Regions from separate parts of the Homo sapiens genome. Here region 2 is linked to region 1. A link is an interaction called in ENCODE POLR2A ChIA-PET data of the cell type or tissue named here. Cell type or tissue: GM12878. All regions are shown on one strand.

Region 1 (5,000 bases):
GCTCCGGCAGCCATGGCAGATGGCATACGTAGGAGTTTTTAAGTTATAATAACTTACACATGGTTTTAAAAAAAATCAACATGATGGTATGAACTGAGTGAAAGTACGTGCTCCCTCCATTGAAGTAACCACTTTTTTTTTTTTTTTTTTTTTTTTTTTTTGAGATGGAGTCTCGCTCTGTCGCCCAGGCTGGAGGGCAGTGGTGCGATTTCGGCTCACTGCAACCTCTCCCTCCCAGGTTCAAGCGATTCTCATGCCTCAGCCTCTTGAGTAGCTGGGACTACAGGCGACCACCACCACACCTGGCTAATTTTTGCATTTTTAGTAGAGTCGGGGCTTCACCGTGTTGGCCAGGATGGTCTCGACCTCCTCTGCCCTCGTGATCCACCACCCTCGGCCTCCCAAAGTGCTGGGATTAGAGGCATGAGCCACCGTGCCCTGCCTGAAGTAACCGCTTTTAACTGTTTTTGCTTTTAGAGGTTTTTTTCTTTGAGACAGAGTCTCGCTCTGTCACCCAGGCTAGAGTGCAGTGGCACGATCTCTGCTCACTGCAACCTCTACCTCCCAGGTTCAAGCAGTTCTACTGCCTCAGCCTCCCGAGTAGTTGGGACTACAGGCGCCTGCCACCACACCCAGCTAACTTTTTGTATTTTCGTAGAGATGGTGTTTCACTATGTTGCTCAGGCTGGTCCAAAAAAATTTTTTTTCTTTGAAATAAAATTCACATAACAAAATTTAACATTTTAAAATGTACAATTGAATTTTTTTTACTGTATTCATAATGATGTTGTGCAACCATCACCACCACTATCTTTTTCTCTTTTTTTTGAGACGGAGTCTCACTCTGTTGCCCAGGCTGGAGTGCAGTGGTGCAAACTTGGCTCACTGCAACCTCTGCTTACCGGGTTCAAGCGATTCTCTTGCCTCAGCCTCCCAAGTAGCTGGGATCACAAGCATGCACCACCATTCCTGGCTAATTTTTGTATTTTTAGTAGAGACGGAGTTTTACCATGTTGGTCAGGCTGCTCTTGAACTCCTGATCTCAGGTGATCCACACGCCTCGGCCTCCCAAAGTGTTGGGATTACAGGCATGAGCCACCACGCCCGGCCACCCCTATCATTTTCATCACTCCAAAAAGAAACCCCATACCTTTAGTAGTCTCTCCCATTTCTTCTGTCTTCCATCTCTGGCAACAACTATACTTCTGCCCATGGATTTACCTATTCTGGACGTTTCGTGTAGGTGGAATTATACAACATGTGGCCTTTGAGGTCTGGCTTCTTTTCATTTACCATGATATTTTCATGGTTCATCCATGTCATAGTATGCATCAGTACTGCATTCCTTTTTTTTTTTTTTTTAAGAGATAGAGCCTGGCTCTGTCGTCCAGGCTGGAATGCTGTGTGGCAAGATCATGGTTCACCGCAGCCTTGAACTTCCAGTCTCAAGTGATCCTGCAGCCTCAGCTTCCTGAGTAGCTGGGACTACAGGCATGTATTACCTGTATTACCACACCCAGCTAATTTTTAAATCATTTTTTGTAGATTTGGGGTCTCACTATGTTGCCCAGGCTACACTCAAACTCCTGGCCTCAAGTGACCCTCCCGCCTCGGCCTCCCAAAGTGCTGGGATTACAGATGTGAGCCACTGTACCCAGTCTGCATTCCTTTTTATGGCTGAAAATAACATTCCATTGTATGTCTATACTGCATTTTGTTTATCCATATATTTGCTGATGGACACTTAGGTTATTTCCTGGCTGTTATAAATACTGCTACTATAAACATTCATGTACAAGTTTTTGTGTGAATGTAAGCTTTTTGGTTCTTTCCCAGATATACCTAGGGATGGAATTGCAAGGTCATATGATAATTTTATATTTAACTTTTTGAGGAATTGCCAAACTTTTCCACAGTGGCTGCACCATTTTACTTCCCAGGTTCAAGCAATTCTCCTGCCTCAGCCTCCCAAGTAGCTGGGATTACAGGTACCACCAGCAAGCCCAGCTAACTTTTGTATTTTTAGTAGAGATGAGGTTTCACCATGTTGGCCAGGCTGGTCTCAAACTACTGATCTCAGGTAATCTGCCTGCCTTGGCCTCCCTAAGTGCTGGGATTACGGGCATAAGCCACTACGCCTGGCCTAAAATGTTTTTAAGAAAGGTTGTGTGAGAAGAGAACAAGAGGCACATTATATAATGTTAAAACAGTCAGTTCACCAAGAAGACCTAACTATATATGCACCAAGCAACAGAGCTTCAAAATGTATGATGCAAAAACCAGCAGAAATAAAAGAAGAAATAGGCAAATCTGCAATTGTAGTTAGATATTTTACTACTCCTCTCTCAGTACTTGACAGAATAGTGGGTAGAAAATCAAAAAGAATACTGAACAACACAAAACTACACAACACTGTCAACCAAGTAGATCTAATTGACATTTGTTTACCTAATGACAGCAGAATACACATTCTTTTCAAGTGCACATGTAAATTCACCAAGATAAACCACATTCTGGGTCATAAACCAAATAGTAAACTTTATATATAAGAAGAACACTTCTAAACAATCCATGGATTAAAAACTCTCAAAGGAAAGCTTTGAATATTGTGAACTAAACCAAAATGAAAACTCAACATACCAAAATTTGTGGGATACAGCCAAAGACATGCTTAGATGCATTAGCTGCCTTAATTAGAAGAGAAGGTCTCAAGTGAATAATTTAAGCTTCCACCTATGAAACTAGAAATGAAGAGCAAAATAAACCCAAATTAAACAGAAGAAAGAAATAATAGAGAACAAAAATCCATGAAATAGAAAACAGAAAAAAAAGAAAAAATCAGTGAAACTCAAAGCTCTTTAAAAAAAAAATCAATAAAATTGTAAACCTCTAGCCATACTGGCAAAGGAAAAAAAAAAAGGAAAACAAATTACCAATAGTAGAAAAGAAAAAAAGGAAGACAAATTACCAATATTAGAAAAGAAAGAGGAGATAACCACCGTAGACTGTACAGGCATGAAAAGGATAATACAAACAGCTCTACAGATAGAAATTCATCAACTTAGATGAAATGGACCAGTTCCTCAAAAACCACTGTATTAGCTTTCTATTTCTCCTGTAATAAATTACAAATGTAGTGACTTTAAAACAAAAGGTTTTTATTTACAGTCCTGGAGACAGAAGTCTGACATGGGTCTTACTGGGATAAAATCAAATTGTTGACAGGACTTGCATTCCATTGTGGAGGCTTTAGGAGAGAATCTGTTCCTTTTCTTTTCCTGCATCTAGAGTCTGCCCACATTTCTTGGCTTGTGGCCCCCTTCCGTTTTCAAAGACAACAAGTCGAGTTGTTCTCACATCTTACTCTAACTTCCTCTTTTGCCACATCCTTCCACATTTAAGGACCGTTGTGATTACATTGAACCCACCCAGATTGTTTTTTTTTTTAAGTTCAACTGATTATTAACCTTAATTCCATCTGCTACCTTAATTCCTATGTAACATATCTTTACAAGTTCTGGGGATTAGAACATCAGTATCTTGGTTGGGTGGGAGGGGGTCATTATTCTGCTGATCACAGCCACAAACTATCCAAACTCACCCAAGTAGAATAATATTTCACCTTTTACGTCTGGCTTATCTCACTTAGCATAATGTTTTCAAGGTTTATTCCTGTGTCTTCGTTGCTTTTTTTTTTTTTTTTTTTTTTTTTTTTTTTTTTTTTTGAGTCTGAGCCTCACTCTGTCTCCCAGGCTGGAGTGCAGTGGTGCGATCTCAGCTCACTGAAACCTCCGCCTCCTGGGTTCAAGCAATTCTCCTGTCTCACCCTCCCGAGTAGCTGGGATTACAGGCGTGTGCCACCACGCCCGGCTAATTTTTGTATTTTTAGTAGAGACGGGGGTTTGCCATGTTGGCCAGGCTGGTCTTGAACTCCTGACAGGTGATCCGCCCGCCTCGGCCTCCCAAAGTGCTGGGATTACAGGCGTGAGCCACCCCGCCTGGCCCTCGCTGCATTTTAATAAAGATACAAAAGCTAATTCAAATGGAAAAAGGATATTCTTTTCATCAAAGACATGAACAATTTAACATTTACATGGAAAAATAAAATCCTCAACCTTTACCTCATATTTTATATAAAATTAACTCAAAATGGATCATACATCTGAGTATAAAACCTGAAACTATAAAACTTTTAGAAGAAAACAGATCTTTGTGACCTGGGGTTTGGCAATGAGTTCTTAAGACATGACACCGAAGGCACAGTGCGTAAAACAAAAATTTGATAAATTGGGCTTCATCAAAATTAAAAACCTTTGTTCTGTAAAAAAAAATTCTATTAGGAGCATGAAAAGACAAGCTATACACTGGGAGAATATATTTGAAAATCCGGTATCAGAAAAAGAACTTGAATCCAGAATATATAAGAAAACACAGCAGTAATTTAAAAACTCAATTTTAAAAGGGGCAAAAGATTTAAGTAGGCTTAAATAGACATTTCACCAGATAGGATACAAGGATGGCAAATATCCCCCTGAGAAGAGTTCAGCATTGTTAGCCATTAGGGAAATGCAAATTTAAGCCATGATATTGCATATTAGAACAGCTAAAATTTAAAAATACATAGTGATAGTACTAAGTACTGGCAAGGATGGGAACAGCTGGATCTCTTAGCAAAATGGTGCAGCCACTCTGGAAGACAGGTAGAATCTTAATCATACATTTACCATGTACTCAACTGTGTCATATCTAGATACTCATTCTAGAGAAATGAAAGCTCATGTTCACATGAAAACCTGCAGACACGTGTTTTATAGTTTTGTTTATAGTTGTCAAACCTGAAGACAATCTAAATGTCCTTCAGCAAGCAAATACATAAACAAATTGGTTGTTATTCAGAGGAATAATAGGAATAAAAAGAAATGAAGTATTGATATACAAATGTGTTGGGGAGTCCTATAACCACCCATATGCTTGAAGATTTACTAGGACTTATATGATTC
Region 2 (5,000 bases), 62 kb before region 1:
ATCATGGTTTCATTCACTGTGTGACCTTGGGCAAGTTTCTTAACCTCTCTCTCCTCCACCTCAGTTTCCTGATTTATAAAATGGGGATTATAACAATGCCAAGCTCACATGTGATTGAAAAATAAATAACCTAATCCACATAAAGTGCTTAGCACGAGCTCGGCACAGCTTAAGCACTCAATGAGCATTACTTCTGTTACTATTATAACTATCATCCTCTCCAGTTAAGTTTCTTTCCATCAGAAAAATGATTTGTCCTGAAAGAGCACATTTTGAGTAGCTTACATGTAGCCTCTCTCAAGAGAAAGCACTGTCATCTGAATAGCACTGTACAATTTGCAAAGCTCTTTCATTTGTTTCTCAGTAGCAGGAAATGTGTCTTTTTATTTTAGTATCTTGAGAGTGAAGCACAATGAATGGCATAATCCAAGTGTTCAACAGAGGTCCATAGAAAGAGGGAGGCAAGGCAAGAACCATTATGCCTATGGCAAAGCTCAAATATGTGACATGACTTAACCCAAGAACACAGAGCCAGTGAGTGATGGAGTGCTGACTTAGATGTGGGACTTCTAATTCCAAATCCAATTCTCTTTCTACTACACTAAGCTGCCCCTTCTAACAAAGTCTAGACTTCACATTCCTAGGCTTGCCCTTATATTTGCAAATTCGACAGTTTTGTTCCAGCAAACAAAAAGAAGAAAAAGAAAGTTAAAGAACAATTACAAACTGGAAGAAATATTTATAACATACATGACAAGGAGCTAATAACCTTAATATGTAAATATTTTATAAATGTCAGTAAAGGAAAAAAGAAACCAAATAGAAAAACAGGTAAATTCAACACTTCACAAAAGAAAAATGTTTAAAAAACATATGAGAAAATAACCTCACTAGTGCTCAAAGAAATACAGTGTGATACCATTTTCCCTATGGGGTTATCAGAAACGTAAATGAAATACTAAAAAGTAAGAAGTACTAACAAGAAAGAAAAAAACTGTATGAAAATACACACAAAAAATTAATTCTTTACAATAGCGTTGTCAAAGTGAAACTACTACATATTTTTAAAGGAAAATGATAATACCAGTACTGGCAATGGACAGAGGAAACAGGCAACCTTCTAAACTGCCAGTGAGAATACAGATTGATGTCTCTCCCAGCGAAGGGACTGTGTCCATCCTTTGGCCCAGCTACCCTATGTCTACCAACTTAACTGGAAGAAATAATAAAAAATGTGCACAGAAAACTGGCTTTAAAATGTTCATCACTAGACTACTTAAAAGAGTAAAAAGTAGAAATTGCCTACATGTTTAATATGATGGGTTGAATTGTGTCCTCACAAAACATTTATGTTGAAGTCCTAACCCCTAATACCTCATAATGTGACTTTATTTGGAAATAGGGTATTTAAAAAGGTAATCAAGTTAAAATGAGATCACTGTGGTGGCCCTAATCTGACTGATACATAAAAAGGGGAAATTTGGACACACTGACAGACACTCACAGAGGGAAGATGATATTAAGAGATAAGGAGAATATGACATAGAAAAGAAGCCTGGAGGGATGCATCTATAAACCTATAACTGCCAAAGATGGCCAGCAAATCCCTAGCAGCTCGAAGAAACACGAAAGGATTCCCCTCCAAGTTTCAGAGAGAAAATAGTCCCACCACCACCCTATCTCTTCTGCTCTGCAGAACTGTGTGGCAACAAATTTCTACTGTTCAAGGCCACCCAGGTTGTGGAACTTTGTTATGGCAGCCTTAAGAAACTAATACCTTCAATAATAAGGAAATAAGAATAAGTCATTATCTCTCCAAACAGTGAAATTAGTCATTACTGATTACGGCAGTCATTAAAAATGCAGCTGGAGGCCCGATGCAGTAGCTCATGCCTGTAATCCTGGCACTTTGCGAAGCCAAGTCAGGAAGACTGCTTGAGGCCAGGAGTTCGAGGCTAACCTGAGCAACACAGCAAGACTGTCTCTACAAAAAATGAAAAAATTAGCCAGGTGTGGTGGTGCAGGGCTACACTCCCAGCTACCTGGGAGGCTGAGGTAGGAGGTATCCCTTAAACCCAAACCCTAAACCCTTGTTTTGAGGTTACAATGGGCTATGATTGCATCACTGCACTCCAGCCTGTGCAACAGAGCAAGACTCTGTCTCCAAAAAGGGAAAAAAGAAAAGAAAATGAAGTTGTAAAGGAACATTTACTTACATAAGAATATATTCCTCTAAAACTTCATTTTTAATACAAATCAAACATCCAATTTCATTTTGTACCTTCATGAACTTACTTATGGAAATGCATCTTTATATACCCAACTGTAAATATCCTGACAGTAACACTGTCTAAAAGGATTTTAATAATTCTAAAAGCCACTGTGATACAAGTATGTTAAAGTATATCATTAAATGCAGCATTGGTCAATTTTTATAAGACTTTTTCCCCAAGGGAAGAATTATGAGTACTAGGAAACATAAGTTGAGTGAATACAGCCAAGTTGCTCTCACAGAAACTGAAGTATATTCTGAACATAATTTCTTAACTATGGCCACTTCTGTTGTTAGTGGCTATAAGAGACTGATGCTATAAAAGTATGAGCGGTGGGAAAACTGAAATAGAGACAATTTCAAAAGTTAGACAACACGTTCTGTATGCATTTAATCCCTTATTGTGAGCACTGTTGAAGAAGAAAAAAATTTTCACTAAGAGAAAATCAGTTTTTTCCACATCACAAATAAATGTTAAATAAATATTTAAAGAACTTAAAGCCAACCCAAATGATAAAGATTATGATTCCAACATGAACTATGTAGCCCCAGTCAATATGTAAACTCACCTGTCCGGCGCCAACTTCAAAAGATTCATAATTCACACACACAGAAGACACGCAAGCACCAACTGGAAGTTTCCTCTTTGGCTCATTGGATTCTGAGGGGAGGGAAGCCATGTCTTTAGTCTTCTGGGCACTTTGCTCTTGTCCTTTTGTAGAAGTGGCCGCCACTGCCTTCTTTTCTGACGCTGCTTTTTTCTGTAAAATACCAAAATTTAGTAACATAATCATGAGAAAAAGTTCAGCTCTCAGCTATCATTACAAAACATGCTATCTCAGTATTAAGGAATGATTAGCTACTTCTTAGGAATAGTAACAACATTGTGATTACTTTAAAAAATGCCTTTTTATTCTCTGCAGCTTTTGCTTCAGCTAATTTAAAAAAATGTCCAGGTCAGGCACAGTGGCTCACCCCAGTAATCTCAGCACTTTGGGAGACCAAGGTGGAAGGATAGCTCGAGACCAGGAGTTCAAGACCAACCTGGGCAACATAGTGAGACCTCCATCTCTAGAAAAAAGAAAAAATTAGCCAGGCCTGGTAGTGCACACCTGTGGTCCCAGCTACTCAGGAGGCTAGGGTGGGAGGATCACTTGAGCCTAGAAGGTCAAGGCTGCAGTGATCTGTGATCGTACCACTGCACTCCACCCTGGGCAACAGAGAGAGACCTGTCTCAAAAAAATTTTTAAATTAAAAAAAATGTTTACATGTCCTTTTTAGAAATGCATACTAAATATTTAGGGAACAAATGTCATGATGTCTATAGTTTAAAATTCTTAAGAAAAATAATTAAGAAGCAAAGAAAGTATAGCAAGACAGTTACAACTAAGCAGAAGTATTGGCTCTCATTAGACGAATCTCAAAAATACTGAGTAAAAGAAACCAGGTATAAAAGAATACATACTGTTCATGCTACTTAGATGAATTTTTAAAATAGGCGAACTATTCCATATTGAAGGAAATCAGAAGAGTGGTTTTGTGGTAGGAGGAGTTAACTAGAAAGAAGCATGAGGGAGCTACCTGAGCTCTCTCATGAAACAGAAATGAACACAGAACATAGAAATGAACTCAGAAATGTTCAATTTCTTGTTTTAGGCAGTGACGACACAAGTGCATACAATCGTGAAAACTCACCCTACTGCACACTGAAGATCTATGCATTTCAGCACAGTGGCTCATGCCTGTAATCCCAGCACTTTGGAAGGCTGAGGTGGGTGGATCTCTTGAGCTCAGGGGTTCAAGACCAACCTGAGCAACATGGCAAGACACCATCTCTAAAAAAACAGAAAAATTAGCTGGGCATGGTGGTGCATGCCTGAAGTCCCAGCTACTTGGGAGGATGAGGTGGGAGGATTGCTTGAACCCAGGAGGTGGAGGCTGCAGTGAGCCATGCGTGCGCCACTGCACTCCAGCCTGAGTGACAGAGTGAGATCCTGTCTCAAAAAATATAATTTTTTAAAAGATCTATGCGTTTCCATAAATAAACAAAAGTTTTGGGGCATCTATATAAAAGGTGTTATCTCAGCTGGGCCCAGTGGCTGACGCTTGTAATCCCAGCACTTTGGGAGGCCGAGGCGGGCGAATCATCTGAGGTCAGGAATTTGAGACCAGCATGGCAAAACCCCGTCTCTACTAAAAATACAAAAAAAATTACCCGGGCATGGTGGCGCGCGCCTGTAATCCAGCTACTCAGGAGACTGAGGCAAGAGAATTGCTTGAACCTGGGAGGCGGAGGTTGCAGTGAGTCGAGATCCGCCACTGCATTCCAGCCTGAGCAACAGAGCGGGACTCCGTCTCAAAAAAAAAAAAGGTGTTATCTCTATAACGAGAGAAAAGCCATTCACACTGGTTTTCTAATTTGCCTTGAATACAGCAGCAACAATAACATCAGAGAAATTTAAACAGTTGGGTGGGAGGGGGACTTGTTAGGCTGTGAATGGCTAAGTGTTAGTCTCGATTTAAACAGCTATCGACAGTGCCTAAACAACCACAGCTGGCCAAAATGATCTTATTATTTAATTCCAAACACCAGGAAATCAGGAAAGTAAGTAACTGGTTAATTGAAAAGGCAATCTATAAAAAAGAAAACTCTTAGCCAGCTTGTAACTGTTTCCACCGTTAATGTTTTAGAAGGCTTGGTTATCTCTGCCCTTCGGAGGCAACACAA

Evidence for each region. Peaks named below come from ENCODE experiments on the same cell type or tissue, not always from the same donor. Only the 100,000 strongest peaks of a DNase experiment are listed, where the experiment ranks them.
Region 2: POLR2A ChIA-PET joins it to region 1 with 6 read pairs; 7 of 35 experiments call an interaction of 5 or more read pairs at or near these places.

The regions. Positions count from the first base shown.
Region 1 is chr10:119,862,454-119,867,453 of GRCh38, reverse strand. All of the region lies in intron 1 of MCMBP (minichromosome maintenance complex binding protein), which reads left to right. Among named protein-coding and RNA genes, the nearest start is that of MCMBP, 7.9 kb to the left of the region's middle. In GM12878, no CTCF peak of the experiment used is centred here; no DNase peak of the experiment used is centred here; H3K27ac peaks cover 488 bases.
Region 2 is chr10:119,924,069-119,929,068 of GRCh38, reverse strand. It overlaps SEC23IP (SEC23 interacting protein), which reads right to left. Exons shown (of 19, transcript NM_007190.4): 13 at 2,842-3,033. Among named protein-coding and RNA genes, the nearest start is that of MIR4682, 32 kb to the left of the region's middle. In GM12878, no CTCF peak of the experiment used is centred here; no DNase peak of the experiment used is centred here.